Regions from separate parts of the Homo sapiens genome. Here region 2 is linked to region 1. A link is a loop called in an ENCODE intact Hi-C map of the cell type or tissue named here. Cell type or tissue: B cell. All regions are shown on one strand. Links, peaks and the distances in the headings refer to the core of each region. The heading gives the core; the rest is flanking DNA.

Region 1 (2,901 bases), core at 83-2,582:
TTGACCTAATGGATGCATATGGCATGCTATATCCAACAACTGCAGAATGTACATTCTTTTCAGGTATATGTGGAACTTTTAGTGAAACAGACCCTATGCCGAGCCATAAAACAAGCCTCAACAAATTTCAAAGGAATGAAATACAAAATACGTTTTCTGACCACAGTGGAATTAAACTAGAAGTCAATAGTTGAAAGATACCAAGAAAATCCCCAGAATAAGGAACTACTTACAGTAGCCTACAACCCATGATGAATTTTTTTTTTTTTTTGACAGAGTCTCACTCTACTGCCCAAGCTGGAGTGCAGTGGCATGATCTTGGCTCACTGCAGCCTCTGCCTCCCAGGTCCAAGTGATTTTCCTGCCTCAGCCTCCTTAGTTGCTGGGATTACAGGCGCCCTCCACCATGCCCGGCTAATTTTTGTATTTTTACAAATACAAAAATTGTAACCTGTTGGCCAGGTTGGTCTCGAACTCCTGACCTCAAGTGATCCACCTGCCTTGGCCTCCCACAGTGCTGGGATTACAGGCGTGAGCCACCACATCCTGCCTGAAAATCTAAAGTTTTAAATTTAACACACATATTTATTATACACCAGGAACTGTTCTAAACACTTTACGTATATTAACTTAGTCTCTTTAACAATCCTATGAGATAGAGACTATTATTCCCATTTTATGGGTGAGGAAACTGAGGCATGTGGAGGTTAAGAAACTTGCTCAAGAGCCTGGGAAACATAGCAGGACCCTGTCTCTACAAAAAAAAAAAAATTAAGGTTGTGAGAGCCTCTGGTCCTAGCTACATGGGTGGCTGGGGCAGGAGGATCGCTTGAGCCCAGGAGTTCGAGGTTGCAGTGAACTATGATTGTGCCATTGCACTCCAGCCTGGGCAACAGAGCAAGATCCTGTCTCTAAATAAGAAAAGAAACTTGCTCAAAATCCCACAGCTAGTAAATGACAGTCAAAGCTAGGCAATATAGCAATATGCAGATAGTGCTCAGCAATCTTTAAAAGTGTGTCTGTTTTCCTCCTTAAAAGAGTGGACTTGGCTCCCTGGCCCCTGACAACTAAGGTAGTTGGTTGCCAGGTAAGCAGAGGTCCAGCTGGAACATATAGATTCTTTAAAAAAATAAATAAATAAAAATAGAGACAGGATTCTAGCTCTGTTGCCCAGGCTGGTGTCAAGCCCCTGGCCTCAAGCAATCCTCCTGTCGTAGCCTCCGAAACTGTTGGGATTTCAGGCGTGAGCCACCGCGCCCGGCCAAGAGCACGTTTGGTTGGTTTGTCCTGAGGGGCAGGTCTCTCGCACCAAGCAGGAGGTAGAGGTCTCGGGCCCAGAGGGGCCCTGCATCCCCCACCTCCTGCTGCGAGAGGCATCAGCCGGCCTTGTCCCTAAAGCCCCTGCTCGCTTTCCTGTCACCACTCGGGTGCGGTTCCGAAGTGGCCAGCAGGGGCCGCGGTTCCCCTCCTTTCGGCGCCACTTCTGCAAGCAGGGCTGGGACAGCTGCAGGACCTCGTCAGTTTGGGGAGCTGCCAGACCCGATCAGCAGCGTTGTCGGCTTCCTTCCTCTTTATCAGATCTGTCAGGGCTGCTGCGCGCTGCGAAGGCGCCTCCGGCCTCCTTCCCTCCTTCCTGTGTCGAACGGACGCTCCCCGGCGCCGCTGCGAACCGACACCTCCGCGCCTCCCCCGGCGGGGCAGGGCAGGGACCCGCTCACACCCTAGGTGGGGTGGGGTGGGAAGTGCCAGCGGTCTGGGTGTGACGGAGCCAGCCAATGTCCACGCGAGGTCAGGTCGCACGTGGGCCTCGACGCTGGCACTTCTGCATGTCCCTGGTTCTCGGCCGGCCACCGGCAGCTAGAGGAAGCGCTTCGCCCGCGAACCACAGGGCTGGGCGGCGGTTGGGTCGCGGCAGGGCGAGGGCTCCGCTGCGGTTGGCCCCGAGCGGCGTCCTTCCCCCGGGGGCCCCCGATCACTGCCTGGGGACTCGAGAGCGTCCCCGCCGCCGCGCCAGGCGCCAGTTCCCTGCTTCTGAGAGCGCGCACGGGAGCCCGAGCGAGCCCTCCTGGACGCCCGGCACAGGCCGGAGCGCCGACCGCGGGAGGGGCCACCTGGGCACTAGGAAAAGGGGCCACGGTTCCAGGCGGGGCGGTCCCCGCTCTGCTGACTCGGACGGGCCTCACTTCCCCGCCAGAAGAAGCGGCACCCATCCACGGGGAGGGACGGCCTCGGGACATCCTTTGGGGAAGCCAGTGACACATTTCTGATCCAATTTCTTATAAGAAATAGATAAACCTCAGTTTCTTCCTGTGCTTCCTTTCTCTAATTTCCTCAGTCAGATAATAATTGTCATTAAACTCGATGTACCAGTTATTGTGCTAAAGTTTTTAAAATGTTTCAAGTCTCTTCATATTCTCAAGTCTATTAGAGGAGGGACTATTCTTGTCCCCATTGTTTTATATAAAGAAACTTAAACCTAGAGAGGTTAAATAATTTGCCCAAGATCACACCAGGAACTGATAGAGGTCATCTGGCTCCAGAGCTTAACATCGCACTGGGTTGGTTGCTGTCACCTCCCCTGTGCAGGGTTTAAGGAGACTCGAGGAGGCTGATTTTTTTTCCTCTTCTCCTCTTCTCTCTTCTCTTCTCCCCTCTTCCCCCCTCTTTTCCCCTCCCCCCTCCCTCCCTCCTTCCCTCCTTTCTCTCTCTCTTTCTCTTTTATTTTTTATTTTCTTTTCATAGGCTTTCACTCCCATTGCCCAGACTGGACTGCAGTGGTGCAATCTTGGCTCACTGTGACCTTCAGGGAAGCTGATTTCTTAGCCCAGCTGTGGAACTGTCCAGAGCTCCCCAGCTACCCAAGTGTATTCCTCCTCTCCGCCTCCTCCTCTTCTCCTCCTC
Region 2 (2,901 bases), core at 170-2,669, 50 kb after region 1:
GCGCACTCTTAGCTGCAAAACTAAAAATAGGAAGCGCGGGATCCGGCTCCCCAGGCTTCCCCAGCCACTGGACCACACAGGTGTGGCTGCGGATGTCGGGGCGATGTGGCCCCTCACCCCTCCCAGCTCTGGAGCCCTCATGGGGAGGAATGAGGGGCATTTTGGATTTCTGCCAGGAACAGTTCATTCTTTCACTCTGGCCTCCCTCCTGCCCCCGTCCCATTTGACAGCTCATTTCATTTACGACCCCAAAATGAACCGACCCACTGAGGTGTATTCTCTACTCACGTGGCCAGGCTGGGTTGTTTGGTGCAGCTGAGAGCTGCCCTCTGGGCCATGCTGGGGGGCTGCATTTATGCGGGGGTGCAGTCTGGAGCAGAGGAGAGGCCGGGGCTGAGGAGGGAGGCAGGGCTGGGTCTGCATCCAGCCCTGCCCTCCCCTACCCACGGCACTGGCCCCACCCCGCGCCATCTCCTCAAGCCCTCACCAGGCCCTAACGTGGGAATGTGTCATCTCTGGCCTGTAGCCTCACTGCCAGGACATCCATTGCTCAGTGTAAAAGCCAAAGCCATCCCCATGGCCACAGCCCAACAGTGGCAGGGCTGCTCCTAGGGGCCGGCAAGGCGGGTCCATCTGGGCCACTTCACCCCACAGGAGGCCACTTCTGGGAGCCCCCAGGCCACAGCCGGCTCTCTGGGTCCATCATTGGGCCCATCTGGGCCAACCTCAAGCTGTGGGGGCTGAAGAAACTGGAGGGACTCAAAGTCCAGCCCAGATCAACAGGACTCCTAGAGCCTCCAAAGCGGAATTCTGGAGTCCAGGGGCTCCCAGGCTGTGGAACTAAATGGCTTCCTCAATCTGAACTGGCTTCTACATGACCTAAGCTCTTGCTGGTGGCTCAGGGGACATGGGTGGGGCTGGGCCCAGGGTCCAGGAGGCCAGGGTTGTAAAACTATGAAAGTCAACCCTGCCTTCAAGCCAGGTACACCCTGTCCCAAAGCAGACGATTATGGGGTGTGGGGTCCTACTCCACACCTGGCACACGGCCGGTGCTCATTCAGCGTATGACCAAAAAGGGAGACTCAGAGAGGGACAGGGACCTCCCACTGCCACACGGCTCGGGAAGGGAAAACCTTCCCCACATCAAGACCTTTAGCTGGCCCTTTCGGGAATGAGTCACCTGAGGTTGGGAAGTTCTTCTTAATACCTTACCTGAATTCTTGCTGTAACCAAGGCAGCCTCTCCTCACCCTTGTCCAAAGGGGATGATGTCCACTCTCTCCACCTGCTGCCCAGGGATGCCGCCCCCTATTGCCACCTGCAGGCTGCTGTGGCTACTGCAGCACTTCCTCCCGCAGCCCTGGGACCTCAGGCAAGCTGAGACTTCTCGGGACCTTGAGTTTCCCCTTGGCAAGCTGGGTGTGCTGGTTCGTGCCTGCTAGGGTGCAGGTGATGGAGATTTGAGTCAGGAACTCTGGAGGGCACAGCTCCTCTCCGATCTGCTGTGGCACCAAAGTGTGCCTGGTGAGGAGTGCTACCATCCCCTACAAAGTGACCCCAAATAAATAGAAACAGTTTTGGCCATGTAGATGCCGTTTCAGGACCAACCCTGGCAGAGGCTGCCCAGAGCAGACCAACAGAGAAGTTCTGTAGCCACGGCTGAGGTCCTGTCCAGAGATGGACCTGCTGTCTTTTGGGTAAAAGGGGATGCCGGGCTAGGGAAATGGAAGCTTCTTGTTGGGAGCTGAGTTTCAGGCAGACCAACCAAACTGAGCAGGGCAAAGCTTTGGGAGTGGTTTTTGAAGTCGGTGGGCATCACTCAAAAATAAGGTCTGTTTTGTAAAAATTTCCCTTCACAAATCCCAACTGGCCAGGCTCTGGGCTGTGTGTTGGTACAAATCCCAAGTGGACCAGGCCTCCTTGCTGGCAAGGTGGGAGGGGGGCTGTCAAGCCAGGTCCCCACACCATCACACCCATGCTACCATTGTTGGGCTGTGGTCCCAGTTCAGCCATGGACAACCCCAGGGAGACATGGACCTTGATGACACTCCTTCTTTGCACCGCAGTTGTCTCATCTGCAAAATGGGGGCACTGAAGTTGCCGCTTACTCCCAATCCCCACTGCTGCTAGCTTGCCACAGATCTTGAAACACGAGCCTCAGAGGGGGGTTCTCACCAAGGCACTTGGACTCTCCCTCTGCCTCTGCCCCCTCCCGAAATGTGAATCTGAGGAACAGGCATAGGAATTCCTCCCAACACGGCTGGGAAGACTCACAGCCCGCTCATGATTGGTGGAAGGGTTGTGGCACTTTGAAGACCTATTTGATGCTCTCCTGGGGTCCCAGCCATACAGGAGCAGGCCTCACCGGCTGTCCTGTGGCCAGGGTGGTCTCTGCGGCCATTCCTGAAGAAGTTGGAAGCAAGGAGATGAAGGTGCTGGGTGTCTCTGTTCCTGTTCCTCCTGGGCAACAGCAGGAGGTCTCCATCCTCTCCCCCACCCCACCCCACCTCCATGCATAGCCCTAGAAACCGGGCACTGGACTCCTTCCACACATCTCAGAGTTATATTATTGTAACAAATCAGTCAAAATTCCATTTTACAGTTAAATAGTACAGAAGACAGTTTACTGTACAAGCAAGTTGTGCGTTAAAAACAAACACCAAGCAAACGATAGTGCAAAGCAGTTTCCACCCAGCTCCATCCTCTCGCCAGCTCTGGGATGGTTTTACATCAGATGAGTGCAGCAGGTGTCACACCTCAGCATGACAATATGTCACAAAAGATTGGTACCCACTACTGACAGGCTCACAGTAACACTATATCAAAACGTCTTCCTTTCCTCGTGCTTCCTACATCAGTGTGTTTGCCTAGTACAACTTTAACGCAGCCTTGTAAATAAGGA

Evidence for each region. A loop is a pair of places that touch in the nucleus more often than their neighbours do. Peaks named below come from ENCODE experiments on the same cell type or tissue, not always from the same donor. Only the 100,000 strongest peaks of a DNase experiment are listed, where the experiment ranks them.
Region 2: it touches region 1 in a loop (10-fold over the local background); 43 of 110 quality-filtered maps call a loop at or near these places.

What each region holds. Positions count from the first base shown.
Region 1 is chr1:24,846,646-24,849,546 of GRCh38, forward strand. No RefSeq gene overlaps it. Among named protein-coding and RNA genes, the nearest start is that of MIR6731, 71 kb to the right of the region's middle. RefSeq lists an enhancer at 804-1,528 and silencers at 1,643-1,842, 1,933-2,152. In B cell, for the core only: CTCF peaks have their summits at 1,446 (motif pointing right) and 1,649; a DNase peak (open chromatin) is centred at 1,546; H3K4me3 peaks cover 1,381 bases; H3K27ac peaks cover 1,154 bases.
Region 2 is chr1:24,896,971-24,899,871 of GRCh38, forward strand. RUNX3 (RUNX family transcription factor 3) reads right to left here. Exons shown (of 5, transcript NM_004350.3): 5 at 2,541-2,901. Among named protein-coding and RNA genes, the nearest start is that of MIR6731, 21 kb to the right of the region's middle. RefSeq lists an enhancer at 1,451-1,520. In B cell, for the core only: CTCF peaks have their summits at 1,306 (motif pointing left) and 1,505; DNase peaks (open chromatin) are centred at 1,331 and 2,141.